2 separate regions of the Homo sapiens genome follow, and region 2 is linked to region 1. A link is a loop called in an ENCODE intact Hi-C map of the cell type or tissue named here. Cell type or tissue: Panc1. All regions are shown on one strand. Each heading gives the region's core, and the rest is flanking DNA. Links, peaks and the distances in the headings are about the cores only.

Region 1 (10,605 bases), core at 1,588-9,587:
GAAGGTGGACATGCCACCACTGATATTGTTTCTAATTGCAACGTGGGAGAGGAGGATATGACACGCGATATCGCAGGGAGTAGAAACACCCCTGTGATACTGTTCTTAATATTCAGGGAGGAAGAGGATGATATTACTCCCAATACAGACGGGTGTACACCCTCTGTACACCAAGGGTGTACACCTGTCTGTGAAACAGTTCATAATCTCCAGAGGTCTCCAGAGGGGGAGATGATATTACTCACAATATGGTAAACAGGCTGTGAGTCCACTGCGGATCCTAAGAGCCAGGGGGGGAAGAGGGGCTGGCTCTCAGTCACCACAGTTTGGGGGGGCCTTTATGTTCAGGTTTTGCCCAAGAGTCAGCTTATTTGCTTCTAGTACTAGCAGAGTAGTTGCTGCCAAGGCCCTCAAACAGGGGGGCCATCCTGTAGAAACCCTGTCTACTTGTTTAGAGACTTAGGCCACCGGCCTCAGCCAGGTCCCCACAGTTTGGGATAAAAGTCCAGCTGCCATCTTTTCCCTCTCTGACGCATACAATGGAAAAGGCTTTGTCAGATCCGGTAGCCCCAGGGCTGGGGCTGCCAGAAGTTTTTCCTTTAACTCCTGAAAGCCTTCCTGTTGTTGGGATCCCCATTCCAAAGCTTCCCGGTCCCCGCCCCCTTTGTGACCTCATACAAAGGCTTGGCTAATACTGCAAAGTTTGGGATCCACAGTCTACAAAACCCCACAGCTCCTAAGAATTCTCTCACCTGCCTTCTGCCCTTAGGCTCCGGTAGATTGCAAACGACCTGCTTTCTTCCTGATCCCGGGCTGCGTTCGGACCCCTGTGGTATAGTAAATCCCAAGTAAGGTACCTGCGGTCGGCAGATCTGAGCTTTCTTCTTGGACACCTAATACCCAGGGTCCTCCAGGTGGGTCCTAAGGATCTTAGGATTCGCGATGGGGGTCTTAGCCAGGGGGGGAAGAGGGGCTGGCTCTCAGTCCCCGCCTCGCGGGGGGTGCCTCCCCCCCTGCGATGGGGGTCCGAAGAGCCTGGGGGGGAAGAGGGGCTGGCTCTCACTCCCCGCCTCGCGGGGGGTGCGTCCCCCCCCCTGCAATGGGGGTCCTAAGAGCCAGGGGGAAAGAGCCGCTGGCTCTCAGTCCCCGCCTCTCAGGGGGTGCCTCCAACCCACTGCGATGGGGGTCCGAAGAGCCTGGGGGGGGAAGAGGGGCAGGCTCTCAGTCCCCGCTTCGCGGGGGGAGCCTCCCCACACAGCGATGGGGGTCCCAAGAGCCAGGGGGGAAGTGGGGCTGGCTCTCAGTTCCCGCCTTGGGGTGTGTGTCTGCCCTGCTGCGATGGGGGTCCTAAGAGCAAGCGGGGGAAGAGGGGCTGGCTCCGGTAGATTGCAAATGACCTGCTTTCTTTCTGATCTCGAGCTGTGTTCGGACACCTGTCGGATAGTAAATCCCAAGTAACGTCGGCAGATCTGAGCTTTCTTCTTGGGCACCTAATACCCACAGTCCTCCAGTTGGGTCCTAAGGATCTTAGGATCCGCGATGGGGGTCCTAAGCCAGGGTGGGAAGAGGGGCTGGCTCTAGTCCCCGCCTCGCGGGGGGTGCCTCCCCCCTTGCTATGGGGGTCATAAGAGCCAGAGGGGGAAGAGGGTTTGGCTGTCAGACCCCGCCTCGCATGGGGTGCCTCCCCCCACTGCGATGGGGGTCCGAAGACCCGGGCGGGGTCGGGGGGGGCGGAGAGGGGCTGGCTCTCAGTCCCCGCATCGCGTGGGGTGCCTCCACCCCCTGCGATGGGGGTCCCTAGAGCCAGGGGGGGAAGAGGGGCTGTCTCTCAGTCCCCGCGTCGCGGAGGGTGCCTCTCCCCCTTGCGATGGGGTTCCCAAGAGCCAGTGGGGGAAGAGGGGCTGACTCTCCGTCCCCGCCTCGCGGGGTGTACCTCCCCCCACTGCGATGGTGGTCCCAAGAGCCAGGGGGGAAGTGGGGCTGGCTCGCAGTCCCCGCCTCGCATGTGGTGCCTCCCCACTCTGCGATGGGGGCCTAAGAGCCAGAGGTGAAGAGGGGCTGGCTGTCAGTCCCTGCCTGGCGGGGGTTACCTCCCCCTCTGCGATGGCAGTCCTAAGAGACGGGGGAAAGAGGAGCTGGCTCTCAGTACCCGCCTCGCGTGGGGTGCGAAGCGCCTGCGATGGGGGTCCTAAGAGCCCGTGGGGGAAGAGGTGCAGGCTCTCCGTCCCTGCCTCTCGGGGGGTGCCTCTCCCCCCTGCGATGGGGGTCCTAATAGCCAGGGGGGGAAGAGGGGCTGGCTCTCAGTCCCCGCCTCGTGTGGGGTGCCTCCCCTCCCCGCGATGGGGATCCCAAGAGCCGGGGAGAAGTGGGTCTGGCTCTCAGTTCCTGCCTCGCAGGGGGTGCCTCCCCCCTCTGCGTTGGGTGTCCTAAGAGCCGGGGGGGGGGGAAATGGGCTTGCTCTCAGTCCCCGCCTCGCGGGGGGTGCCTCCCCCCACTGCGATGGGGGTCCTAAGAGCCACGGGAGGAAGAGAGGCTGGCTCTCAGTCCCTGCCTCGCGGGGGGTGCCTTCCCCACCCGCGATGGGGCTCCTAAGAGCCAAGGGGGGAAGACGGGCTGGCTCTCAATCCTCGCCTCGCCGGGTGGCCTCCCACCCTGCGATGGGGCTCCTAAGAGCCACGGGGGGTAGAGGGGCTGGCTCTCAGTCCCCGCCTCGCGGTGGGTGCCTCCCCGCCCTGCGATGGGGGTCCGAAGAGCAGGGGGAAGGAGAGGGGCTGGCTCTCAGTCCCCGAATCGCGTGGGGTGCCTCCACCCCCTGCGATGGGGGTCCCTAGAGCCAGGGGGGGAAGAGGGGCTGGCTCTCAGTCCGCGCCTCGCGGAGGATGCCTCCCCCACTTGCAATGTGAGTCCTAAGAGCCAGAGGTGGGAGGGGCTGGCTCTCAGTTCCCGCCTCGCGGTGTGTGCCTGCCCCGCTGCGATGGAGGTCCTAAGAGCAAGGGGGGGAAGAGGGGCTGGCTCTGGTAGATTGCAAATGACCTGCTTTTTTTCTGATCCCGAGCTGCGTTCGGACCCCTGTCGGATAGTAAATCCCAGGTAAGGTACCTGCGGTCGGCAGGTCTGAGCTTTCTTCTTGGACACCTAAAACCCCCAGTCCTCCAGGTGGGTGCTAAGGATCTTAGAATCCGCGGTGGGGGTCCTAAGCCAGCGGGGGAAGAGGGGCTGGCTCTCAGTCCCCGACTCGTGGGCGGTGTCTTCCCCCCTTGCGATGGGGATCCTAAGAGCCAGGGGGGGAAGAGGGGCGGGCTCTCAGTGCCCGCCTCGCTGGAAGTGCCTCCCACCCATGAGATGGGTGTCCTAAGAGCCAAGGGGGGGGAATAGGGGCAGGCTCTCGATCCCCGCCTCTCGGGGGGTGCCTCCCCCCCTTGCGATCGGGGTCCCAAGGGCCAGGGGGGGAAGAGGGGCTGGCTCTCAGTCCCCGTCTCTCGGGTGGTGCCTCCCGCCACTACGATGTGGGTCCTAAGAGCCGGGGGTGGGAGGGTCTGGCTCTCAGTCACCGCCTCGTGAGGAGTGCCTCCCCCGCTGCGATGGAAGTTCTAAGACACAGGGGGGGAAGAGGTTCTGGCTCTCAGTCCCCGCCTCGCGGGGGGTGCCACGCGCCTGCATTGGGGGTCCTAAGAGCCATGGGGGGGTAGAGGGGCTGGCTCTCAGTCCCCGCCTCGTGGGGGTTGCCCCCCCCCTGCGATGGGGGTCTCAAGAGCCTGGGGGGGAAGAGGGGCTGGCTCTCAGTCCCCGCCTCTCCGGGTGTGCGTCCCCCCCCTGCAATGGGGGTCCTAAGAGTCAGGGGGAGTGAGCGGCTGGCTCTCAGTCCCCGCCTCGCAGGGGGTGCCTCCCCCGCCTGCGATGGGGGTCCGAAGAGCCTGGGGGGGAAGAGAGGCAGGCTCTCAGTCCCCGCTTCGCGGGGGTTGCCTCCCCGCACAGCGATGGGGGTCACAAGAGCCAGGGGGGAAGTGGGGCTGGCTCTCAGTTCCCGCCTTGCGGTGTGTGCCTCCCCCCCTGCGATGGGGGTCCTAAGAGCCAGGGGATGAAAAGGGGCTGGCTCTCAGTCCTCGCCTGGCGGGAGTGCCTCCCCCCCCGCGATGGGGGTCCTAAGATCCTGGGGGGGAAGAGGAGCTCTCTCTCAGTCCCCGCCTCGCGGGGGGTGCCTCCGACTCCTGCGATGGGGGTCCTAAGAGCCAGGGGGGTAAGAGGGGCAGGCTCTCAGTCCCCGCCTCGCTGCGGGTGCCTCCGTCCCTGCGATGGGGGTCCTAAGAACCAGGGAGGGAAGAGGGGCTGGTTCTCAGTCCTCGCCTCGCGGGGAGTGCCTCCCTCCACTGCGATGGGGGTCCCAGGAGCCAGGGGGGAGGTGGGGCTGGCTCTCAGTTCCCGCCTCACGAGGGGTGCCTCCCCCCACTGCGATGGGGGACCTAAGAGCAAGCGAGGGGAAGACGGGCTGGCTCCGGTAGATTGTAAATGACCTGCTTTCTTTCTTTTCCCGGGCTGCGTTCGGACCCCTGTCGATTGTAAATCCCAAGTAAGGTACCTGCCGTGGGCAGATCTGAGCTTTCTTCTTGGACACCCCATACCCACAGTCCTCCAGGTGGGTCCTAAGGATCTTAGGAACCGCGATGGGGGTCCTAAGCCCGGGGGGAAGGGGGGCTGGCTCTCAGTCCCCGCCTCGCGTGGCGTGCCTCCCCCGCTTGCGATGCGAGTCCTAAGAGCCGGGGGTGGGAGGGACTGGCTCTCAGTCTCCCCCTCGCGGTGGGTGCCTCCCCGCCCTGCAATGGGGATCCTAAGAGCCAGGCGGGGAAGAGGGGCTCTTCTCTAAGAATCAAAACACTGTCACCTTTAGCAGTGAAGGATCCAGTGAGATCCAGTTTAACGGTCATAACCGCCTACTGGTCCAACGTTCAGAAGTAACACAGGCACCTGGACAATACACAGTAGATGTGGAAGGACGCGGTTGTACATTTATCCAGGTTACAGAAATCTGCCTAAGAGGGTGATGAGTGTTTGCCAGTAAAAGAGTCAGACTGTCTGTTCAGTTCTACGTGAAGTGTTATTTGACCGTTTTGTGTATTTACATGATCAATAGCCAAAATTGCAAGTTACTTTATGAAAAGCTACTCAGCTGTCTAAGAGAAGTTTGAGGAATATTGCTATTAGAAAGTATTCTATCTTCATTAAATTACGTTATTCTGAAAACTAAAGAATTTAACCTGATTCCCTGATGATAAAGATGTAAACTGCATTAGTAATAGAAATAAACAATAGGTTCTTTCTTTTTAAAAATGTTTTATTTTTAATTTTTGTGGGTACATAGTAGGTGTAAATATTTACCGGGTGCATGATACAGGCATGCAATGTGTAAGAATCACATCAGGGCAAGTGGGGTATGCATCACCTCAAGCATTTATCCATTGTGTTACAAATGATCGAAGTATACTCTTAGTTATTTTAAAATGTAAAATCACATTACTACTGACTATAGTCAGACTGTATAATTCTTAATACAGGATGGGTTTTCTTATAATTTGCTATCCTTTCTAGGCCACCCTTAAGTACAATGTTCTCCTACCTAAGAAGGCATCTGGATTTTCTCTTTCCTTGGAAATAGTAAAGAACTACTCTTTGACTGTTTTTGACCTCACAGTGAACCTCAAGTAAGTGTCATATTTTGACAGTAACTCCCACGTGAACAAGATGGTAAAATATTTTAAAAGTTCAAACAGTAGTGAAATAACAAAATATAAATCATGGTAATGAGTTCTCATGTTGGTGGTGACAATTCTACAGCACAGTCACTTTTTAGCCGTCTGTCCGGACACCACAATTTAGTACATCTTCAGCTAAATCAGAGCTAAAATGAGGCAAGAAAACATGCAGTCTATGTGAGCAGGATTTGAAAGCTTTCACTGCACTGATGTTTCAATGATACTTTTTATTCTGTTGTATGGAAGTACTCCTAGTTTTGAAAAACAGAGATTCTATATTTCTTTCTCAAGACAAGCATGCATGGTCATATAGTAGCAAGCCCACAAATGTTTATTTTGTAACTGTAAAGAGTAACATTTTAGATTTTTACTTTTCAGAATAGAAAAACGAAATGATCCTCTTGAATTCAAGCATGATTTATAGATGCTAAAGGCTTTTAGCCTTAGTTAATATGTGGAAAACATTGAGTAAAATTAGTTTGGGAGATATTTTTTAGAATTTCTAAATAAAAATCGCTTGAGCTCCAGGGCTAAGAACTCAATGAATTGGGGAACTCTTTTTCTTTTTTGGTTTTTTTTTTTTTTTTTTTTTTTTGAGACAGAGTCTTACTTTGTCACCCAGGCTGCAGTACAGTGGCACAGTGGCACAATCTCAGCTCACTGCAACTTCCAGCTCCTGGGTTCAAAGGATTCTTACGGCTCAGCCTCCTGAGTAGCTGGGATTAGAGGCGTGCACCACCACATCTGGCTAATTTTTCTATTTTTAGTAGAGTCAGAGTTTTGCCATATTGGCCAGGCTGGTCTTGAACTCTGACCCTCAAGTGATCCACCCACCTTGGCCTCCAGAAGTGCTGGGATTACAGGTGTGAGCAACCACGCCCTGATGAACTATGGAACTCTTAACTTCATACCCCAATAGTCTTATCCAGAAGCAGGAAACTGAGCTAGAAGTTCTCCTGGGGACACATCTACTCTATAATTATGCTCATATACCACCTTTTAAGCAAAGATGTCCTCTAAGTGTTACGCAACTCTAACACTAACCTAAGTATATGTAAAAGATTTAGAAGCTCTGTTTATCAGTTCAAACTTTGAGACTGCAGGTAAGCTTAAAAGCAGGGTTTGGGGAAGATTTCATGTCCAGATAATTCATTATTTGCTCCAATTTCTGTTGCTATGTATCATCTCTTTCATTATCATTCTGGTTGTGCCTATTCACAGATGCTTGAAAATGACTTTCTTCCGATATTTTCTCTTCAGCTTTTACCTGTCCTCCAGATTTCTAGCCAATTAGTATTTATCCACCTGGCACTCTCATTATGAGATAAGTCACTTTTTAAAATTGATATCTAAACGAGTGTTTTCTTAAAATTTTCAGATACACTGGAATTCGCAATAAATCCAGTATGGTGGTTATAGATGTAAAAATGCTATCAGGATTTACTCCAACCATGTCATCCATTGAAGAGGTAAATAATAGAAGCCTAATCTTTCATCACAAAGACAGCTACATAGAGTATAAAGATAAAATAAATACTTGTTTAGCCGTAGTTTAGCAAAACAAAACTATAGAATTCTTCTTCAACATTCACCTTTGTATTTTTGCGCTAACACTGGAGAGCTGGTGTACTTCATTTGTACCAATTAGCAGTCAGTATTTCCCATGGTTCATCATATGTTTTTCTTTAGTTGCTACCTGTGTTTATGAAAACATCATGGCACCAAGGAATGTTCCATAAAACAGAACGTGACGTAGAAAAGAGTGGACATTCAGTTCTGCAGTGGCGCTGTCATTTGTTCTAATATCTATTCTCTATCCTTCCCTAACAATTTCTTCAAAGCTTGAAAACAAGGGCCAAGTGATGAAGACTGAAGTCAAGAATGACCATGTTCTTTTCTACTTGGAAAATGTAAGTTTAGCCATATTTTTTTTTCTTTAAAGTTTTTCTTTTTTCCTTCCAAGGATAATTGGATGCTTCAATTTCTTATAGATATGTATGATAGGATTTGTAAAAGGAAAAAATAAGGGACGTTAAGGATTACCAGTGTTTTATCCCACTGATCATCTTCTCCTTGCTAGTTCCAAGGCTATTTCATATATGCCCTGGCTATGTGACTAGATAGCTTTCCATTTTAGAAACATCATCTCCCTATCAAACACAGTCTGGTCACAGAGTAGATATGTAATTATTTTATAATTTGACTAAAGTCTTACAAAGTTTGCCATAATTTTTTGAAATTACAATTGTGTATTGAAGGTATGTGGTGTGATGTTTTGATATATATAGTGAGCTGATTGTTATCATCTAGCGTGACTATATGTGAATTAGCTGGCTAACACATCCCTCTCTTCACACAGTTACCTCTTCTTTTTTTGTGACAAAGCACTTAAGATCTACTCCCTTAGGGAATATTACATATACAGTACAGCATTGTTAACTGTAGGCCACCGCTGTACCTGAGATTTGTAGAATGTATTCATCCTGCACAGCTGAAGCTTTCTATCCTTTGACCAGCATCTCCCCATTTTCCCATCCCTGATAACTGCCATTCTACTGTCTGCATCTATGAACTCAACTTTAGATTTAACTTACAGGTGAGATCCTGCAGTGTTTTTTGTGTGTATCTGGTTTGTTTCATTCCACATAATGTCCTCCAAGTTCTTCAGTGTTGTTACAAATGGCAGAAATTCTTTCTTCTTTTAAGGCCGAATAATTTGTATGTGTATATGCCTCAGTTTCATTATCCATTCATCTGTTTCGAACGCTTAGGTTGATTCCTTATGTTGGCTATTGTGATTAATGAAAGAATTAGCATGGGACTGCAGCTGTCTCTTCAAAATATTCATCTCATTTTCTTTGGATGCATACCCAGAAATGGGATTGCTGGATCATAGGGTAGTTCTATTTTTATTTTACTGAGGAAATGCCAAACTATGGCATGCGCTTTAGAGACATCCTTTCTATGTGTATTGTTACCACTCACATAAATGCCTACATTCCTCTGAGACTTCCAGCTAAATTCCTCTCACCTCAATGTAAGCAAAGGAACTTGAAATTTTATATGATTTAAGGTTAACAACTCATTATTTTGCCAATATGTAAGTTAATCATACCCTAGATCTATTTAATTATGTAGATCATAAACTTCTGCGGATAATTTTCTCAGTGATTATCTTTTCTCAGACCTGCTACAATGTAATTATAATTTGTGTCATGATAGGTTTTTGGTCGAGCAGACAGTTTCACTTTTTCTGCTGAGCAGAGCAACCTTGTGTTCAACATTCAGCCAGCCCCAGGCATGGTCTACGATTAGTACGAAAAAGGTAGGCAAGCAACAGCCATGCCCTAAGGTTATTGAATGTGGTGTTTATATCTAACATTCCCTGAGCTACTAAACTTTCCAAAATCAACCTCTGTCTTCACAGAGTAAACAATAAATGGCATTACTTTGTGTTCTGGTTTCTTTATCCCATGATGTGTCTTCTGACTGAACCCATTTTCCAGTTACCAGAGTTTTTCAACACCAGAATCCTTGCAATATAACCTGACAGGGCTCCACTTGAACTTGAAATACAAGCCACACTAAGCTTCCAGGTCTTTTTGTTATTGTCATTGTTGTTCATGCTAAGACTGACTGTTCCAAGCTACTTCTGTGGACTTTGACTTAAAAAGAGGAGTGGGGAATATTCTGAAATGTTAACTTAAAAATTTGATAGATTAATTTCTAAAACATATACTAAAATGTTGTAGAGACCATACAACTGTTCCCTGGAAGGTTGGTACTATTTATTTCTTGTTGAATGCTGTGTGAAGTTTGTGGAGTGTTTGAATTCTGTCTCTATCATTTACTAATAGAATATATTTCATCAAGTGTCTTAAATATTATTAGCATATTTCTGCATAATGTATAAAATGGGAAAGTAATTGTCTCTATTTCAAAATTATTGGAAGGATTAGATCTAATGTGCTTATATCATCTATTTAATAAAAATACATGTTCCCTTTATTTTTTCAGAAGAATATGCCCTAGCTTTTTACCACATCAACAGTAGTTCAGTTTCCGAGTGAGACAAAGCAATTACTGGAAGAAGTAAAGAAATTTTATTACGTCATAAACCATTGAAAACACATCTAGTAAGAAAATGAAAACCTGAATAAGATAGGACAATAGTTGAAGAAAGAAAAGTCTCTGGTACTTCATTAGACTTGTGTAGCTGTGTACTGCATGAGTAATCTGATAATCATTAAGATTATATTAATTTCTTTAAAAATAGCTTTAAAGAATTCACAGCTATATATGTACCTTTTATAAATCTCTCATTTTTGTTTTGTAAGTTGACAGGTCAGTAAAAATTTAGGCATATATATTTGTACATATGTGTGTATATGTATATACATGTCTATGTGCCTATATATGCATGTTTTTATTTCTAAATATCTATTTATATATACATACAAATGTGTTTATTGTTTAAATGATGTTTTAAATCCCAGGTGGAGAAGCATTTCTTTTAACAAACTGATTCTTCTGTATCAAACCTGGAAAAAAATCATGAACCATCTGACATCGTGAACAGTCTGCAGTGGGCTATGGTTTCTTGACAAGTCTTATTTCCTTATCATCCCATTAAATGTTGTCATTTTGCATCTGAGTCTATGACTTTTTTTTCTTCCAGTACTCTATTCACAGTTTTAATCCTAGAAAACGCAGGGATTTTTTTTTGACAGCAACTTGAATAATTTGCTGTATGGCTGTCAACTCTAAATTTGAGTATTTAGACATTATGGAACACAGAGTTAAATTCTTCCATATACAAAGAAAGAGAGAGAGAGAAGTGGGGGAAGAGAAAGAAGGA
Region 2 (10,605 bases), core at 1,109-9,108, 61 kb before region 1:
TTTACAAAGAATTATTGTAGTTGTGATAGGTGCTATGTCAGTGAAATACTGACCATTTAACTACTCTACATCAGGAGCTGACAAACCACAGCCCATAGGCAAATCAGACAGAGGCCTGCCTTGATACAGCCAGTGAACTATGAGTGGTTTTAACATTTTTAAAAGATTATTTAAAAAATAAAAAAATATATGAGAGAGAGACCATGGTGTTTTACAAAAGAAGTTTGCTAAAATCTGGACTAAATGATCATGGAAAGTTTCCCTGAGGAAGTAATATTTAGGTTGACACAAGAACACTAAAAAAGAAATACAAAAGTGGGTAGCCTGGCTTACATCTTACAAAGCAGTTTCTCAAACTGGCATCAGCATCACCTAAAGGACTTACTGAAACAAATTTCAGTAAAAGTCATTTAATGAACAAATTTAGATTGAAATACAGCTTTGGCAGATAGATAAATTTGATATATGTTCACTTCACTTACTGAATAGTGGTGGATAATGTTAACATAATTTTTTCTAACCTTTCTCTTCACTTTGTACATTTTTGCTTTATATATTTCCATGTTCTGTTACTAAATATATAAAACTGAGAGATATCTTCAAAGAATATAAAATTTTTTCTGAATATAAAATAATTTTATCTAGACTTGAGAATTCTCCATTTCCTCCCTCTTACGTTGTTGTTACCCAAGATGATTTCTTGGGTTCCCATTTGTCTCTTGTATCTTTTCTGTGCAATTTAAAAGTGTTTTCTGTGTAAAGAGCATTTTGTGTGAAAATGTTATATTTTAGCTTCCTTTCTGAACTTAATCTTCTGAGGTTTTTGTTATTAGTTTGTTTTATTCGATTGGCAAAGATCTCCAATTTGAATATTAGAGATGATAGTGGACTTCCTGGTTGTATTTTGCATATTTTGGGGAATGCTTTTAAAAATGTAATGCGTAAACCTACTAAGTAACTGTAGCATTTTGTGAGACATACTTTATCGAGTCAAAAAATTTTCCTTTTTTAGTTCACTAAGAATTTTCTATAATATGTTAGTTTCTGTATCTAGATATTTCTTATTAAATTTAGGTTTTAAAATAGAGGGCATAAAATATGTTCACTTATGATTTGAAAAAATAAATCTATCATAATTTATTTCCCCTTTTTTATTACTAGTTGTGTTTGTGTTTTTTTCCCATTAGTTTTTGGATTTGTTAATTATCTTTATTTTTAATGTTATTTTAAATGATTTTCATTACATCATTTATTTTTATTATATTTTTTCTTCTACCTCTTTTGGTTTTTTTTTTCTAGCATCTTGTTATAAATACTTATGTTAAACTTCCATGTTTTCAGATTTATACAATTTTTCCTGAATACTTCTTTCCTCCTCACAGGTGTTTTTCTATACTATTTTTATTTTTTAAATTATGAAAAAATGCACATATCAAATTTACCATCTTAACAATTTTTAAGTTCAATTAAAATCATTTTTGATGATTTCATTATTTTTATTTTTATTTTTACCTAAGAATTACTTAGAGTTTTAAGTTTTCTTCTCTAGTATGTGTGATTATGGTTGTATATTTTTTTAAAAAGTAATTTTTTCTTTTGTAGTAACAGCTACAATTTATTGAGCACTTACTAGGTCTTAAATATTTGCTAAATACATATACAGTACTCACAATAGCCCCAGGAAATGATAGATGTATTTAAGTTTTGGATCAATGATTAATGATTAGCTGAGTAGAAAGCTCTTTTCTACCCTATAATAAGCTAGACATTAGAGACCGACATTCCAATTAATAGAATTAACCCTGAATTTATAGAACTGTTTTCTCATAATAATGCACATCTACTGCTAAATGACTACTCTCAAAGTTGCTTTCTTTTTCATGTTCAAAGAAAATTACATTTGCTTTCCTCTGAGTTTTACAATAGAATACTCTTCAGTGCTACTATAGAATCTATTAGGGAATTCTTTGAAATATAAATCAATTTAAGCCCTAACATCAGAGCCCCGTCCGGGAGGTGAGGGGCGCCTCTGCCCGGCCGCCCCTACTGGGAAGTGAGGAGCCCCTCTGCCCGGCCACCACCCCGTCTGGGAGGTGTACCCAACAGCTCATTGAGAACGGGCCAGGATGACAATGGCGGTTTTGTAGAATAGAAAGGGGGGAAAGGTGGGGAAAAGATTGAGAAATCGGATGGTTGCCATGTCTGTGTAGAAAGAGGTAGACATGGGAGACTTTTCATTTTGTTCTGTACTAAGAAAAATTCTTCTGCCTTGGGATCCTGTTGATCGGTGACCTTACCCCCAACCCTGTGCTCTCTGAAACATGTGCTGTATCCACTCAGGGTTGAATGGATTAAGGGCGGTGCAAGATGTGCTTTGTTAAACAGATGCTTGAAGGCAGCGTGCTCCTTAAGAGTCATCACCACTCCCTAATCTCAAGTACCCAGGGACACAAACACTAAGGAAGGCCGCAGGGTCCTCTGCCTAGGAAAACCAGAGACCTTTGTTCACTTGTTTATCTGCTGACCTTCCCTCCACTATTGTCCTGTGACCCTGCCAAATCCCCCTCTGCGAGAAACACCCAAGAATGATCAATAAAAAAAATAAAAATAAAACAAAAAAAAAAAAAAAGAAAGAAAGGAAAGTGCCCAGAAATCACATGGCTTGTTCATCTTTCTGTGACTGGAAGGGACTCAAAGGATCTTTCTAGTCTAGGTGTACTAAAATTAGGGCAAACCTCTGTGTGATCATAAAGGCATGGTGTCACGTGTCTGTGGCCTGTGGATTGCTGAGACAAGTTGAATTTTTCTTAGAAGATCAAGCCTTGAGATGAAACTAAGTTCAAAATCTGTGTAGATGGTGCAAATGAGGCATCAGTCTACAGATGCTGAGCAAGAAAAAAGGATTGTGTTTGCTTGGACCAGCAGGAAAATGATAAGTGGCAGAAATAAGATGAAAGGCTCAAAGCAGAAGTTGTTTTGCAGAAACTGACTGAGCTAAAAAAAGGATGGCTCAGACAGTTCTTCTGGTTGTTGTGGCCTTAGATGTTGTTAAGAAGGTGCCTTTAAAGGCTTCAAACTGGCATAGATACTGATGCAGGCATTGTATCTACTACAAATCATACAATTTCAGAAGGGACTTTTTAAAGCAATCATTGCCTGTACTAGTAAGAGAATGAGAAAGAGATTTCTAGCGAATAACCATGGCCTATCAGAGCAGTCACTACAATGTTTTAGGGAGGATAATGCTAAATTTTGCATTTTAGAAAATTTGGTTTGATGCCAGTATAGAGAAAGAACAAGCAAAAGCAATACAGGAGAGAGAGACTGGATAGAAAAAAATAGAAGACGTATGAGGGAAAAAAGATAAGATATTGATACAAGGAATAGCAACAGGAACAAACGTGATCAGTTGGAAACAGAAAATGTTAAAAAGATACAATTGAAAATATTTGATCAACAATTGAAAATTATGGGAGAAGAAAAATAAAAAGTCTAAGATGTCTCTAGATATTTGACTTCAGTGACTAAGTGAATGGTTGAGGTATTCTTTGAGATAAATAAGAGAAATAGAAAAAAAGGAAGGTTGGGCACAGTAATAAATCATTCCAATTTGAGAGTTTCTGTAGCATTTTTATTATAAAAAATACTCAGGATGGTTAATTCTATGGGCCTGAGTTTTCAGAGATCTTCGTGGGCAGGAGAAACAGAGTTTAGGCTCATTAGTATATTAATGGTACATGTCATACACTCAACAGGAATAGATGAAACCACACAGGAAGTGCATACGCACCAAGGAGAGCAGGGGTCCCCATGATAGAAGCTTGGCAAATGCCATCAAAATGGATGCCCAAATTTACTACATGCTTCCGAAATGTATTTTCTTCCTCTTGTACAGATTAAATTGCTTAATCCAGACAACTCTCCAATCCCAAATGAAGTTGTTCAGTTGCATCTGAAGGACAAAATCGTGGGAAACTACACCACAGATGTAAATGGCATCGCTCAGTTTTTCTTGGACACATATACGTTTACATACCCAAATATCACTTTGAAAGTAAGTTAAACGAAAGGCAAGTAAAATAAAAACAAACAAGCAAACAAAAAACTGCACTGGCTAGCTAAGGTTTAGGTCTATGCGAAATTATATTTATGGAACAGAAATGAAAAGATACACCTTGGTGTGAATCTAGAGTACTGAAAAATAGTTAAATATTAAGAATATAGGCCCTATGAAAAGTAGGTTAAAAATTATTTTAAGAGTCCCGGGAAAAGACAGAAGGTTAGCATACATACTAAATTGTATAAAGGAGAATTAGCTGAAAATAAGCAACGCTTCACTTTTATTAAGGAAATAGAAAGAGAATTGTGTTTTTATAGAAGGAAATATTTGAGAAACCCTGTAATCTATTACCTTGGAATAATGTAAAGAATTTCTCTGGATATATTCAAGAGAGAAGTAAACTACTATCTGTAATAATTAAATATCAATCCTTCCTAGATATTTTTAAAGGACTCCTCAGACTTTTTGTGTTGATAATGGTAAATTACTATGGTCAGAGTAAACTCCTTGCTGTATTTCATAAAAACTTTCCCATCTTTCAGCAAAACTTCATATTATGTTATCAGTAGCAAGGTAAACGTTTGCACTCATGGGTTCTTCGTATTATAGTGAGGGAGATATAGCAATCTACTTGCTAGCAAAAGTAATAATTATAGTAAAGAATACAGTAAAATATTGAATGTAATATTATTGAAGTAGGACTTGAATAGACTAAATTGTAAAAACCATAGTGGTCGCTCTAGAGTATAACTAGAAAATGGGGAATTGGGTTAGATTTAATGTAGAATGGCTATAAAATTTTCTTGCAGAGATAAAGCAGCATGATGATAAACCATCTTATCAAATATTCTTTCACTCATCCTTTCTCTTTATCCTAAAATACCCGTAATTTTGATTTTTTGTCTAGGCAGCCTACAAGGCCAATGAAAATTGCCAGGCTCATGGCTGGGTGTTGCCTCAATACCCTCAGCCCGAGTACTTTGCATATCGATTTTACTCCAAGATGAATAGCTTCCTAAAGATTGTCCAAGAGATGGAAGAACTGAGATGCAACCAGCAGAAGAGGGTGCTAGTGCACTGCATTCTCAATATGGAAGACTTTGAAGACAAAACCTACACAGCAGACTTCAATTATTTGGTATGAGCTGAAAATATTCTTCCACAATCAAAATTGCTTCTTTTCTTTAAAACTTCTTTGAACCTAATGAAATCCCTGTACCTATATGCCACGAGGAAGCTCAAAGTTAACATAAATGATAAAACTTATATAACTGGTATCTATTTTTAAGAAAGGAGGGAAAAGGCCATGACACCACAACCCATATGCACTCTGTCATTCTCAGACCCTTTCTTCAGAGTTACCCATTTCTATTTGGACATTGCTGGGATCAAACCAGAGTTCTGATATGTACTAGCTTTGTGTTACTTTTTGAAAGCCACTTAAACCTCTAGAGAATCTTAGTTTTTTGTAATATATTGTCTAATCATCAAGATAATTATTTAATAATACATATAAAGCCCTTTGCCCAACTTCTGGCACACAAAAGATATTAAGTATTAGTTTGATTTTAATATATTGCTATTATGGATTATTTTACACTGTCTAAATGGGTGCATGATACTTCATTGAGATTTAGGAAGATGATATAAAATTAATGAAACATGAATTAATTCAATCAGCCAACACTTATTGAATGTTTTTCATATTCCAGGTGCTGTATTAGCAATTGTAACAATAGAAGAAATAGAAAAAGTATAACTGGGGACAAAACATATATTAGAATTACATAAGTGTTACAAACGAAACATGTATGGCCACTGAGGTGTTACAGAAAAATGAATGATTAACTCTAGCTGGAGTTTAGGACAGTGATTATCAGAGTATATTTCCTAGAGTAGCAGTATCAGCATCACCTAGGAATAATTTAGAAATTCTGGGAATAAGTGGCCAGGCGCAGGGGCTCACGCCTGTAATCCCAGCACTTTGGGGGGCCGAGATGGGCGGATCACGAGGTCAGGAGATCCAGACCATCCTGGCTAACACGGTGAAACCGCGTCTCCACTAAAAATACAAAAAGAAATCAGCCTGGCATGGTGGCGGGCGCCTGTAGTCCCAGCTACTCAGGAGGCTGAGGCAGGAGAATGGTGTGAACCCAGCAGGCGGAGCTTGCAGTGAGCCGTGATGGTGCCACTGCACTCCAACCTGGGTGACAGAGCAAGACTCTGTCTCAAAAAAAAAAAAAAAAAAAAAAAAAAAAAACATAGGAATAAGTTAGAAATCTTGTCCTCCGAAGCACATTAAAATTTGACAACCACTAGTTTAGGAAAAAGATATATGCCTATATATTTACATTTATATGTATATACATATTTTTAAGGAAAAAATACATAAAGAGAATATGCCTAAATAGGATTTTGTGGGATGAATAGGAGTTTTCTGGATGATTAGAGGATATGAGAAACACATTTAAGCTTATTTTAGGAAATAATATAAGAGGTCAAAGATGTCTGAAGTGTATTATTCTGAGAACTAAAGGTGTTTGAGTCTATCTATGTGAAGAATGAAAGTAGTACCACATGATTTCTCACATTTTGCAAACTTAGAATTCTGGAATAGTCTTTTGATACTTCTTTTTTTCGTGCTATTTACTGCATCACCAATTTCTATCACTTTTTCATTATATTATCTCTCGCATTTTTTCTTTCCTTCATCATTTCCACAAACATTAAAATATTTCAAACCAGCAAGGTATGGACACCAAACCATCAGAAAAGGTATGAGTGATAATTCCACTGAAGCCCTTAGCTAAGCCAAGCATGGCTCATTTAGACTGGGGGCAAAGTGGTGGGAGTGGGAGGAGCTGGTTGTGGAGGAGAGGTTCTAGGGAAGCAGGGAGGGGACTCTGGGGAGCTCAGGGAAGTGGCTCTTTACCAACCGGTACAGAAATCCTTCAACATGTCAACAATAATATTGCCATACTGGGGTGTGAGAAATACCAAGCATCCTTGAATGAGAAGCTGAACCTCTTTTTTTTTTTTTTTTTTTTGAGACAGAGCCTCGCTCAGTCGCCCAGGCTGGAGTGCAGTGGCTCGATCTCCGCTCACTGAAAGCTCCGCGTCCTGGGTTCACGGCATGCTCCTGCCTCGGCCTCCCGAGTAGCTGGGACTACAGGCGCCCGCCACCACGCCCGGCTAATTTTTTTGTATTTTTTTAGTAGAGACGGGGTTTCACCGTGTTAGCCAGGATGGTCGCGATCTCCTGACCTCGTGATCTGCCCGCCTCGGCCTCCCAAAGTACCGGGATTACAGGGAAGCTGAACCTCTTAACTAGTTTTTATAAAGACACTCCCACATGCCCCTGACTTTTGCCTTCTTTTCTGGCCACACCTCTGCTCGACTTAATATCCAATACTTCCTAATCCAGAGCTGAGCCATTTTGCAGGTCTGTGGTGTGAATTGATCTACTTGTCATCAGCTTCCCTCTTGAAATAGCGTAGGTTTGCCCCCCTCTGATCTGATAAGGCCTTTACAATTACTTTACCTCATTTCCATTTTAAATGAGTCTGCTAATAGCCTTTTTCTTCCTCTCTCCCTTCTTCCTTCCTCCCTCCTTTTCTTCTTTCTTTCTTTATTCTGGAAATCTAGAGTGATTTTTAAAAAAAGCAATTAGGATTATTTATTTCACTCCCCTAATTGAAATACAGTTAATGACTGCCTATTTCTATTGAAACAAATACCAGACTCCTTTCTTTTGCCTGCAACACTGTATCTGCTCTGCACCTGTGAAGCTCGCCCGCTTCATTTTGCATCATTCTACACTTCAGCCTTCTTTATTGCAGACACAGAGGGCTTTCATTTTCTTGGACAAGCCATGTGCTTTTCTGGCTCCGAAGCCTCCCACAGGTTTTCCCTTCTGCCCATAACAATCTTCGTTCCCATTTGCTACCACAGTTCCCAACCTGCCTGCACCTCATTTTCCGAGCTGATTCCTCCTCAGCATTCATCTCTTGGCTTAAATGAAACTTTCTAATCTCCTAGACAATTCCAGTCTTCTACATATTCTTTCATAATAGGCTGGGTGGACTTTAATTCTGCCTAGCAGGGTACACATCACAGAGAGAACCCTCAATATCATATTTTAGAATGAATGGATAGAGGCTGAATTAATTTGATTCTCAGGCTTTCAGTAATTAATTTGATACTCAGTCTTTTAAGCTTTTTTCTTAATTGTGTGACCTGACAAATATCAGTACCTCTGTGTGCCTCTTCAGTTTACTCATCTGTTACGAGAGCTGTCTTTCCATTTTGAGAAGTCAGTGAGCTACTACAGCCAACAGTGCTGAGACCTCTCAGGCTCATTAAACTTTGAGCTTTATGCCTTTTTGCAAATGTTCTAGTTCCCAAAACAATATTTTCCAGCTAGTTGAGGCTCAGTTCTTTTTTTATGAGCTAATAACCCAAACTTGGCACTTCAGAGATTTAAAGCAATTTTAATATTCAGTGAAATATTAAACGGACTAGGAGTACCAGCTCCTGCAATTTCAAGCTGCAAGATCTTACGGAAGCTTTAAATTTTCTGCAAGTCTCAGCATCTTTTAAAATAATATTCTAAAACTGTAATTTAAAAATTCAAGGAGTTTGTACTAGATTTCAAGTCTCCAGCCTTTGTTTGCACTTTAGAGATCATAACAAAAGTCTGCTGATGCAAATTTGCACACAGTTGCTGATAAAGGTGAAGTGAGAGAAGCTTTTTTCTGGAGCACCCCCAGCTTGCTACTTTATTTTCTTTTCTTTAAATTTTGGGTGGAGATGGATGAACAGGCCTTGCTTATACCTTGCATATCAAACACACCTTTCAGAAAACCAGACAAGCACTGGGAGACTCTTAATGCCTTTGTGTAACTTTGTTTCACTGAACTAAATAAATTTAGATGTAATTCAGCATTTGCAAATATGAATAAAAAGTTGTTTATTGGTCTTAGAAAACTGTTTTGGAATGTGGAACATTAAATTGCTTTATAGCAAGTTTATCTGTGACTCCTAAATTCTCTTGAATATAGCTGTTAGAGTCATATGCTTGTTTACTGGTAACCTGAGTTTACTAGTAAACATGTCAATAGTATTGCTCAGACAAGAAAAGGAGGTAAATCACATTCGTTTATAATTAAATGAAATTTAGTTTCTATCCTCTAAACTTTACGATTATATTTTCATTTTCCTAGGTGATTTCAAAAGGTGTAATCATTCTTCATGGGCAACAGAAAATTGAGATCAACGAAAATGGTGAGGCCTCTAATTTTAGCATATAATTTAATACAAATAGAATGCTTTAATTGGGATATATTTTACATTTTTCTTTAAAAGTCACAATCCTCCCATTTTAGGACTGTTTACTGCCCCCTAAACTACCCTTGGGGAACATGTAAAGACATGTGAATAGGCACAATGCCAAATGAAAAAATAATTACTTAATTAATAGTGCATTAATTATATTCCAAACACTACTATAATGGGAAAGGGTCATTGTCCTTCCCTTTCTTTTCCAAGAAAGACAGGTAAGTACTTTTACATTCAAACAAGAAGGGATTTTTAAAAAGAAACAAAAGTAGACTGAAGTTTGACGTAATAAGAAATGTTCAACTATTTCTTTCTTTTATAATTTATGGAATAGGTTATGAACTCCTCCTAGAAATGCTTTATAAATTAAATTTGGTGGGTCGGGGCAGTCTCTTTGGCAGTGGGTAGGATGGCTAGAAACTCAATGGAGGGTTTCTGCAAGATGACAGTCAGCTATCTCACCAAAGCACTTTTTCGGTTTGAAATTTTCTTTTCACAGGGAGGAAGGGCATATTTTCCATTTCTATAGACATTAACCCTGAATTAGCGCCCTCAGTACATATGCTTGTCTATAGCTTGCATCCTGGAGGAGAAATGGTCACTGATAGCACCCAATTCCAATTGAGAAATGCTTCGAAAATCAGGTAGGTGCCAAAAATGATTCTTTTTTAATTTGGGGGAAAACTAAGGAGAACTTAAGAGAGTGTTGGGTTTAAACTCCCAATTTTTCATAGAATTGCAAAATGAAAAATAAAAGAAAGCTATGGAGAAGTTAATATGTTGGATGATTGAAGAGTAGCAGGATTATAGCATTCACTTTGGATGTTGTTCCAAATCCAGTTGTTCCTAATAATAATATTATTAGGTGGGTAAAGCACAGAAAGCCCTTTTAACTTATGTGTGTTTTTAAAAAAGTTAAGAATAGTCTAAAAGATGATTCTTCTCATATGGCTTGCCATCCTTTTGCCCTTTTATTTTCATTTTCAGGTCAACTTAAATTTTTCTAAAGAAAAAAGTTTACCAGGATCCAATGTCGATCTTCAAGTCTCGGCTGCTTCAAACTCTCTTTATGCTCTTTGGGCGGTAGACCAGAGGGTATTGCTACTAAGGAATTATGGTCAGCTGCCAGCACAAACTGTGAGTGATTAAAACCATCTTTGTTTACCACCCACAGTATAGTTTTATGTCTTTACCTTTGGATAAAAACA

Evidence for each region. A loop is a pair of places that touch in the nucleus more often than their neighbours do. Peaks named below come from ENCODE experiments on the same cell type or tissue, not always from the same donor. Only the 100,000 strongest peaks of a DNase experiment are listed, where the experiment ranks them.
Region 2: it touches region 1 in a loop (6-fold over the local background); 2 of 110 quality-filtered maps call a loop at or near these places.

Annotation. Positions count from the first base shown.
Region 1 is chr12:31,111,448-31,122,052 of GRCh38, reverse strand. LOC124902912 (a long non-coding RNA gene) reads right to left here and starts at 4,793. Exons shown (of 5, transcript XR_007063268.1): 1 at 4,512-4,793; 2 at 753-827. It also overlaps the pseudogene OVOS2P. RefSeq lists enhancers at 547-1,076, 3,729-4,258, 4,259-4,789. In Panc1, for the core only: CTCF peaks have their summits at 4,563 and 4,765; a DNase peak (open chromatin) is centred at 4,802; H3K4me3 peaks cover 3,536 bases.
Region 2 is chr12:31,172,252-31,182,856 of GRCh38, reverse strand. It overlaps the pseudogene OVOS2P. Among named protein-coding and RNA genes, the nearest start is that of DDX11, 100 kb to the right of the region's middle. In Panc1, for the core only: CTCF peaks have their summits at 5,006 and 5,206; no DNase peak of the experiment used is centred there; H3K27me3 peaks cover 213 bases.